2 separate regions of the Homo sapiens genome follow, and region 1 is linked to region 2. The links are chromatin loops, found by intact Hi-C in ENCODE. Cell type or tissue: heart left ventricle. All regions are shown on one strand. Each heading gives the region's core, and the rest is flanking DNA. Links, peaks and the distances in the headings are about the cores only. Region 1 has its middle 9.5 kb from the start of LINC02398. Region 2 has its middle 94 kb from the start of PDE3A.

Region 1 (4,408 bases), core at 252-4,251, 270 kb after region 2:
TATGCACTTTTTATTTTTACTTATCCATTTTCACTTATCTAGCAAGCACTTAAAGCGAGGGTTTGGGTTTGGTTTTGGGTTTTGCACAACATTGCAAATAATGCTATTGGAGAAAAATCAAAGAAATAAAAAAATCAGTGACAAGGTTCATAGAAGATCAAGTTTCCAGGGCTGCAGGTTGAAGGAACAGATTGAGCTCAGGCATGGCAGTGGTCTCCTGACACAGTTGTCTAGCACTGGCAGGCTGACCAGACTTGAGCGGTAGGAAACAGATGATGCTCATGAGGAGAGGTTTTTTAAATGTTTTCTACAATTTGAATCAGACCCTTTGCTAGGCATGAGAACATAAAGTTGAGTAAGAGGCAGCCCTTGTGCTAAGGAACTCTCAAATTTTTACTGAAGTCCCAAAGCACGTGTTGTTTCCACACAACTGATTTCTTGTTTCCTCTGAATTATTTCACAGTGATTTGATACCAATTATCCATTTAAAAACACAGGAATAATTTTTCTTTAACAGTCAGAAGTGTTGCATTTTTCTTTTTGATCTCAAACTAGTTCTTGATACTTCTGTTCAACCTCAACAAATTTATTTAATATGTTTTAAGCTTAAAATTATTTTACTTATAACCCTATCATATGTGTATATCAAATTTAACAGTTTATATCAGTCATACATAACAATATGTAACAGCCATGAGGCTGTAAGGGTTAAAATATTTTTTCTGAATTGAGTTACTGTAGTTATTAATAGTATACAATCAAAATAACATATATTATAGACTATTTTTAAACCTAAAAATAAAATTGTATTCGTACACTTATTCAAATAGGTGATCATTTAAAAAAAAAGATTAGCTCATGTATCTGAATGAAAATTTCTTACAGCTAGAATACAACAATTTTATTCCTATTTTCTGAATCTAAGCACTGAAAAACTTATGCACATGGAAGTTGGGAACAGAAGACCTTTTGTGAGAGCAATGTCAAGTCTTTCTGAGTCAGGTGACAAAACTTATACAGATCAATCAGTTAACAGTTTGAGTAGGAGCTCCTTTTATTTATTTACTTACTTTTTGAAAGCAAAGAATTGGAAACTGCCACATCTTACAAAAGGATGTGTCTGTTACTGGGTCGACAGAGTCATCTACATTCTCAACATCAATCCCAGTAAGTGTAATGTTCCTTTGTCCCTGAGTTGGATTTTATACCTGAGGTAAGATGAGAAAGCTTGTACTCCATCACAGAAGAGTCATAAACTTTTATTTATTAATTATAGCAAAGAGTGCACTTGGAAGCTGAGAATCAACATATTGATTGTCTTAAATTCTGTATTAGTATAGTCCTTGGAAAGCCTCTTCAGCCTTTCAGGAGAACAGATATTTGGGTAGGAATTCCACTTCTACAGACATTGTGGTGCTTTGCAGAAGCTCACATAGTTAAAAGATGGGTACTTCCAAGATAATTGAAACTATAAGTTTTGTGATTTGAGGAAATTACATTTCAGAGATAACAATGCACTCTTAAAAATATATACTATATGTGATTCTGTCTCTATCACAAGAAAGTTTGGTATTGACTAGGCTTTTTTAAAGAATGTTTATACTCATATCTTTCTTAACAAGAGGTAATCATGCTGTGCAAAGATTAAATTAATTCATGTCTCCAATTTTCAGAATTTACTAGATATTTCCAAAAGTGTAAAAGTCTAATATTCCAATAATAGTGAAATGAATTCTTAACACTAATATTTTAGGAGTTGAGGAAACAAGATGAGAAGACAAAATACACTATTCAAGAACATGTATTTGGCATGTTTTTAAAAAGCCTGCTGTTCTAAAAAGCTTATTTTTCCCTGATTTAAAAAAAAAAAATCATTTGCTTTTTTGTATTTTGCTGGTTGGTTTGCTTACTTTCTTGTTTTTTCTTTTTGCATGTATATAAATGTATTTATTTGGCTGGTGTCTCATATTTTTAACAAGGACTTTCAAGTCTTTGGAAAATATTTTTCATCCTTTCAGTGAAGCTTTCCACTTTAATACTGAGTTTACAGAGTTCAGTGATATTCAGGAAATATTTATTAACACCTACTCTGTATAAAGTACTACACCCAGTGACATAGGAGATACAAGGGTGAATCATTCAAGGAGTATGGAATCTGTGTAGCAGAGAAATATATACTCAAAAAACCACCAAAAGCCACAAGAGGAACTAAGAATATGCCTAAGGGTATGCAGAGGCTTTCTAGGAATAGGATAACACTATCAGTCTTAGGAAAATCAATGTCAAGAAAATGCACAATACACTGGAACACTACGCATGTGTGGGTTATTTATATCCCACTGCTCAAGCTCATCACCAAGGTCTCATTTTTCACTCACGCAAAAATTCAAAAAATTGCAACCTCCAGAATAAATGGGTTAATAAGACCTTTAATTGCTATGTTATTATCTTTCATTTCCACTCATTTATTTAGCAGAGATTCCTTGAGAGCCTACTATGTACCTAGCATAATACTACCACTACAAAAATAATGTGTGATGTGCTTGACAGAGGACGGTGTGGCTACTGCCCTCAAACTGCTTATAGACTTGGGGAAAATACATTTATACAGTTAATTACAGTACAATATTGTAAGCATTATAAATATAATAAAAATGTATATATTTAAAGCTAAAATGATAGTATTTGTTTCTATTTTATAAAAGTTTTTATTTTTTTAAAAAAACATAACCCTTAGAACAAACCAAAGTAGCAAAAAGAATAGTCAGGTTTGGGATATATTTTGAAGGAAGAGCTGAGAGTACTTGCTAATAAGTCAGATGCCGGATATTAAAAAAGGAGAATAGGTAAGGTAACTCTAAACTTTGGGGTATGAAGAATTGGAAAAATTAAGGTACCATTTAGTGAAATCTGTATCAGTTACCATATTTGCTGAATAACAAATTACCCCAGAACTTAGTGGCTTAAAAGTGATTTATTCATTCACAATTTTGTGGTTGATAATTTCACTTAGGTTCAGCGAGACATCTCCTCTGTTGCTCTCACTTAGACTCACTTATTGGCTATAGTCAGTTGACAGCTTGGACAGGACTGGATGGTATAAGATGGCCTTATTGACATATCTGGTGGTTGGCAGAGTGTGGCTGGATCACCTTGGTCCTCCCCATGTGGTCTTTCCAGCAGGGTAGCTTAGGCTTATTCACAGGGCAGCAGCTTTCTAAGACAGCGAGAGTGGAAGCTGCAGGGCCTCCTGGGGTCTATCTTCAGAAGTTGCACAAGGCCACTTCTGCCACATTTTATTAATCAAAACAAGTCACAAGGCCAGTCTAGATTTAAGGAGTAAGAAAATGGACTCCATCTTATTGTGTTTTTTTAATTTTTTTTTTTTTTTTTTTTTGAGACGGAGTCACACACTGTCGCCTGGGCTAGAGAGAGCGCAGTGGCACGATCTTGGCTCACGGCAACCTTCCCCTCCCAAATTCAAGTGATTCTTCTGCCTCAGCCTCCCAAGTAGCTGGGATTACAGGCACCCGCCATCACGCCCAGCTAATTTTTTGTATTTTTAGCAGAGACGGGGTTTCACTATGTTGGCCAGGCTGGTCTGGAACTCCTGACCTCGTGATCCACCCGCCTCAGCCTCCCAAAGTGCTGGGATTATAGGCGTGAGCCACCACACCCAGCCAATGGACTCCAACTCTTGACGTAAGGAGCTGCAAATAACTTGTGGCCATTTTTATTCTTCCATACATGGGAATGACAGAAAGTGTAGTCTACTTGTTCCAAGAGTTTCGTTTGTAGAAAAAAAAAATGTGCTTTGCTGGAAAATGGTGCATTGGTTAGAGCACACTCTTCCAGGTTCTCTAATTCTGATTCTATGGGGGCTATTTTACAACTTCGTCTCTTATACATAAATGATGACAATGCAAAAAATTGTTCTTGTCTGTGGATATGGAAACAAATTCTGTCCCTTAGAGGATCTATTGACTTTCTTCTCTCACTGCAGAAGAAGCCATTTTTGCCTCTATTTGCACATTTATTAAATGTCTATTAAAAGAAGACCTACAAATGCCCAATAGGTATATGATAAAAAATGCTCAATATTACTAAGCATCATGGAAATGCAAACTAAAACCACAATGAGATATCACCTCACCCCAGAATGGCTATTATCAAAAAAACTAAAGATAGCAAGTGTTGGCGAGGATGTAGGTCAAAGAAAACGCTTGTACACTGTTGGTTGGAATATAAATGAGTACAGCCATTATGAAAAACAGTATGGAGATGCCTCAAAAATTAACATTTAGAACTATTATATGATACAGCAATCCCACTACTGGGTATTTATCCAAAGGAAATGATATCAGTATGTCAAAAAGATATCTGCATTCCCATGTTGATTGCCGCACTA
Region 2 (4,408 bases), core at 100-4,099:
GCATTTCAACCAAGACCACTCCCTCTCTCCTTCCTCCCAGCTCAGCAAGCCAAAAACTCCGCTTCAATCTGGTGCAGCGAAGAGCACAGGGCCTTCTTCCAGGGAGGAGTAGGATGTCAGCTTTTCTCATCTTGCCCCCAGCTACCTGTTGCTGAGGCTAAGTTCCTGGTGAGTGTTGTTATGAGGTGAGGGTTGTCTTCTAATGCCCAGCTCCCACTCATGTAATGGAGGTCCTAACCTTGAGTGCAGTGCCAATGGGAACACTGGGACACTATCACCTCGCTCTAGTTCATAAGGTTGTGGTTCCATGACAGAAGAAGCAAGCTGAGAAGAAAGGCTACTGCCTGCCTGCCACCTCCACGTAGTACTCAACTTGTAAAGAGAGGGTGTCAGCCAGAGAGAATTAATTGTGCCATTGTCCTCACCTCCTGCTCTAGAGCCCTTGACCAGAAGTTTTGCCCAAGCAAGAGGTAGGCCACAAAGCAGATAGCTACTAGTCTCTTCCCAAAGGAATTGACTTCATTTGTAACAATCTGAAAATGAAATTAAGAAAATTTCATTTACAGTAACATCATAAAGAATAAATGCTTAGACTAAATTAAATACAATAAATGCAAATCGTATACTCTAAAAATAATAAAACATTGTTGAAAATTTAAGAAGCTCTAAATAAGTGGGAAAAACCCATGATTATGAATTAGAAGGCTTAATACTGTTAAGATGGCAATATTTCTCAAATTAATCTACAGATCTAATGCAATTCTTGTCAGAATCTCACCAGACTTCTTTGCAGAAACTGACAAGCTAATTCTAAAGTTCATATGGAATTGCAGAGGACACAGAATAGCTAAAACAAACCTGAAAAAAGAGGAGAAAAGTAGGAAACTTCACACTTGAGTATTACAAAATTACTATAAAGCAACAGAAATCTAGACTGTGTGACACTAATACAAGAATAGATGTATAGTTTAATGGAATATAATTGAGAGTCCAGAAATAAAATCATGTGTCATTAGTCAATAGATTTTGACAAGGGTTCCAAGACCATTGAATGGGAAAAGAATAGTCTTTTCAACAAATGGTGCTAGGAACAACTGAATAGCCACATGCAAAATAATAAACTTGGGTCCTTACCTAATATCATCTATAAAAATTAACTTAAAATTTGTTATAAACCTAGATATAAGACTTAAAACTATAAAACTCTTAGAAGAAAACATAGGAGTAAATCTTCATGACCTTGGATTTGGCAAAGGATTCTTAGATATGATATGAGCAACAAAGAAAAAACATAGATAATTTTGACTTTATCAAAATGTAAAACTTTTGTGCTTCAAAGGACACCATCAAGAAAGTGAAAAGGCAACCCACAGAATGACAGGAAATATTTTGCAAATTATGTATTTGACAAGGGATTTGTATTCAGAATATATAAAGGACTTTTATAACTCAATAATAAAAAGACAAATAACTAAAAAATGAGCAAAGGATCTAAATAGACATTTCTCTAAGGAAGATATAACAATGATCAATAACCACATGAAAAGATGCTAGCTTTTGCCATCATTGGTCATCAGGCAAATGCAAATCAAAATCACAGTTGTAAAGTGACAGATACCAGATACCACTTACAACCACTATAATGGCTAGAATAAAAAATTTAGATAATAAATGTTAGGACATGAAGGAATTGAAAACCTTCACACTGCTAGTGGGAATGCAAAATAGTGTAAAATGTTTTGGAAAATAGCCTGAAAATTCCTTGAATGATTAAACTAGAGTTAGCAAATGACTCAGCAATTCTACTCCTAGGTATATTCCCAAGAGAAATGAAAACATATGTACATACACACACACACACACACACACACACACACACACACACACACACACTTGCACATGTTTATAGCAGCATTGTTTATATGAGCCAAAAAATTGAAGCAACCCAAATGTCCATCAACAGATGTATAGAAAAAAATGAAATATTATTAAACCCTAAAAAGAAATGAAGTGTTGATACACACTGCAACACAGATGAACCTTGAAAATATTATGCTAAGTGAAAGAAATCAGTCATAAAAGACCACATATTACATGATTCCATTCATATGAAATGTCCAGAATGGGCAAATCTACAGAGACAAAAAGTACATTAGTGTTTGCTTGTGGTTGGAGCAAACGAGGAGACAGGCAGATGATATATAAAGGGTACAGGGTTTCTTTATGAGGGTGATAAAAATGTTCTGTGATTAACTGAAGTGATAGTTGCATGTATCTGTGAATATACTAAAAGTCATCAAATTATACAATTTAAATGAGTGATTGCATGGTATCATGGTTAATTTTATGTGTCATCTTGGCTAGGTCATGCTACTCAGATATTCGGTGAAAATTTATTTTAGATGTGAAGGTATTTTTAGATTACATTAACATTTAAATCAGTAGGCTTTGAGTAAATCAGACATAATACTCCCCCCATAATGTGAGCAAGCCTCATCCAATTAGTTGAAGACCTTAATAACAGACTGACCCCCGCAAGCAAGAAGAAATTCTGCCAGCAGACTGCCTTTGGAGGTGAACTATATAATTCTTCCCTGTATCCCTAGCCTGCCAGCCTACCCTGAAGATTTTGGACTTCCCAGGCCTCCACAATCACATGAGCAATTCCTTAAAATAAACCTCTATTTATATATGTTATATATATATAACATATATATATATAAATATCATATATGTATATACACATATACACAGACACATATACACACACATATCCTGTCGGTTCTCTTTCTAGAATCCTGATTAATACATATTTGAGTTACGTCTCAGTAAAGCTGTTTAAAAAGTGAGGGAGCTCAGGGAAAGTGAAGCTCATTAGCCACCCAAGATTCCACAGCTGTAACATGGTAGAATGGAAAGCCTCTCTGTTTACTACAAGATGACACAGTGTGTTATTTGTGTCTTTGTTAACTCTGGCCAAGCACGGAGTGCTGTTGAGAAGTCTGAGCTAAGACTAGGATGGAGGTATTGCCAGTACAGAAATGGGGACCGGCTGCAGAAGGGATGTTGAATAGGAGGTGTCAGGTTCTGCTGGAGGAATGATATTCAGTACGTTTAACAACTGGTATGGCACAGACATCAGCCTACCAGAATGGGCCCTGACCCACCTAGCTGGAACTGGACTAGATGTTCTCACTAGCTTAATAACATTCCTGTCCTCTAAAAGGGTATTATCAGAGGCATTTTCATTTGGACAAGTATTCATCACATAGTGGCTTATTTATTATTTCTTTCATCACTGTATCCCGGGGATGCCAAGCCATAATGAAATGATTTTTGCAGTTAGTTACTGAACCACACACACACTCTTTTTATAGTAAGAAAACATTGCTCTAATATAAAAAATATTTATTTACTTTATGTTTTAACCATTTTTCAGAAATTACAAATTTTTTGCTTTTCTGAAAAAAAGTGAACAGAATGAAAGATTTTCATGCATCATCATTATCATCAAAATAATGGTAGAATTCTCTAGAGTAAGGTAGGAATGCCTCCAAGGGGTCATTGAGGTATTCCAGGCACGTTGCTTATATATTAAATGGCCCTGATGCCTTTTGGGTTATTATGCCTGACTTCAAAAAAGAAATAACTATACTATATCTCACTTCATTTTTAGACTGTTAAACTTGCCACAATTATACTTCCTAACTTTTACTAGGTCCTTCCACTGTTGGACACTGAGACATTAGGAATCTAATATGTTATGATTTTGATTAATGTGCCTTAACTTTAGCACATGGTCTCTGTGTCATTTGTGTTGTTCACTTAGATGCCCTTGACTGCCTTTTCCAAAATTCCTCCTACATTTTTTTTTTTAATGTCAAGACTACCGAATAAAGTAAACTTTGCTTGTAGTTATGCAGCACTGATCAGCTGATGTGTTTAGGTAGCATTTTACAAAGCAGCAATCACCTGTTAGTTAGAGTCTTTTTGAACCAGTGTCTAGTTTTATACATTCTATCACCATTCTCAACTACTTATATGTATTTAGCCTATGGGAGATTGATTGACATTACCCAAATTCTCAAATGATTGATTTAATTATTTTCTACATTTATGTAATGAATTTAATGGAATACTATGAGGCACAAGACAATACAGTGTTCAGGAGAAGATCTAGTCACACCTCCTAAGCAGCTTATGGTGCCGAGTCCAAGACTATTGTGTTACTTAAGCTTATTTTGGATGTTATGAATCAGCCTGGGAAGAAACCCAGAAATGAAGCAGAGGACATGTCATCGCTTTTCCTACCAAGTCTTAACTCTCCCTCCACATAATGTTCTGTCCTCTGAAGTTGGAGCTCTGAAGTTGAAAGGTGGAATAAAGTTATATCTGGAAAAATAGAAAA

Evidence for each region. Hi-C counts contacts between places; a loop is a spot of excess contacts. Peaks named below come from ENCODE experiments on the same cell type or tissue, not always from the same donor. Only the 100,000 strongest peaks of a DNase experiment are listed, where the experiment ranks them.
Region 1: a loop joins it to region 2, with 2.4 times the contacts of the local background. A loop is called at or near these places in 3 of 110 quality-filtered maps.

The regions. Positions count from the first base shown.
Region 1 is chr12:20,002,965-20,007,372 of GRCh38, reverse strand. No RefSeq gene overlaps it. Among named protein-coding and RNA genes, the nearest start is that of LINC02398, 9.5 kb to the left of the region's middle. In heart left ventricle, for the core only: no CTCF peak of the experiment used is centred there; no DNase peak of the experiment used is centred there.
Region 2 is chr12:20,272,828-20,277,235 of GRCh38, reverse strand. No RefSeq gene overlaps it. Among named protein-coding and RNA genes, the nearest start is that of PDE3A, 94 kb to the left of the region's middle. In heart left ventricle, for the core only: no CTCF peak of the experiment used is centred there; no DNase peak of the experiment used is centred there; H3K27ac peaks cover 2,131 bases.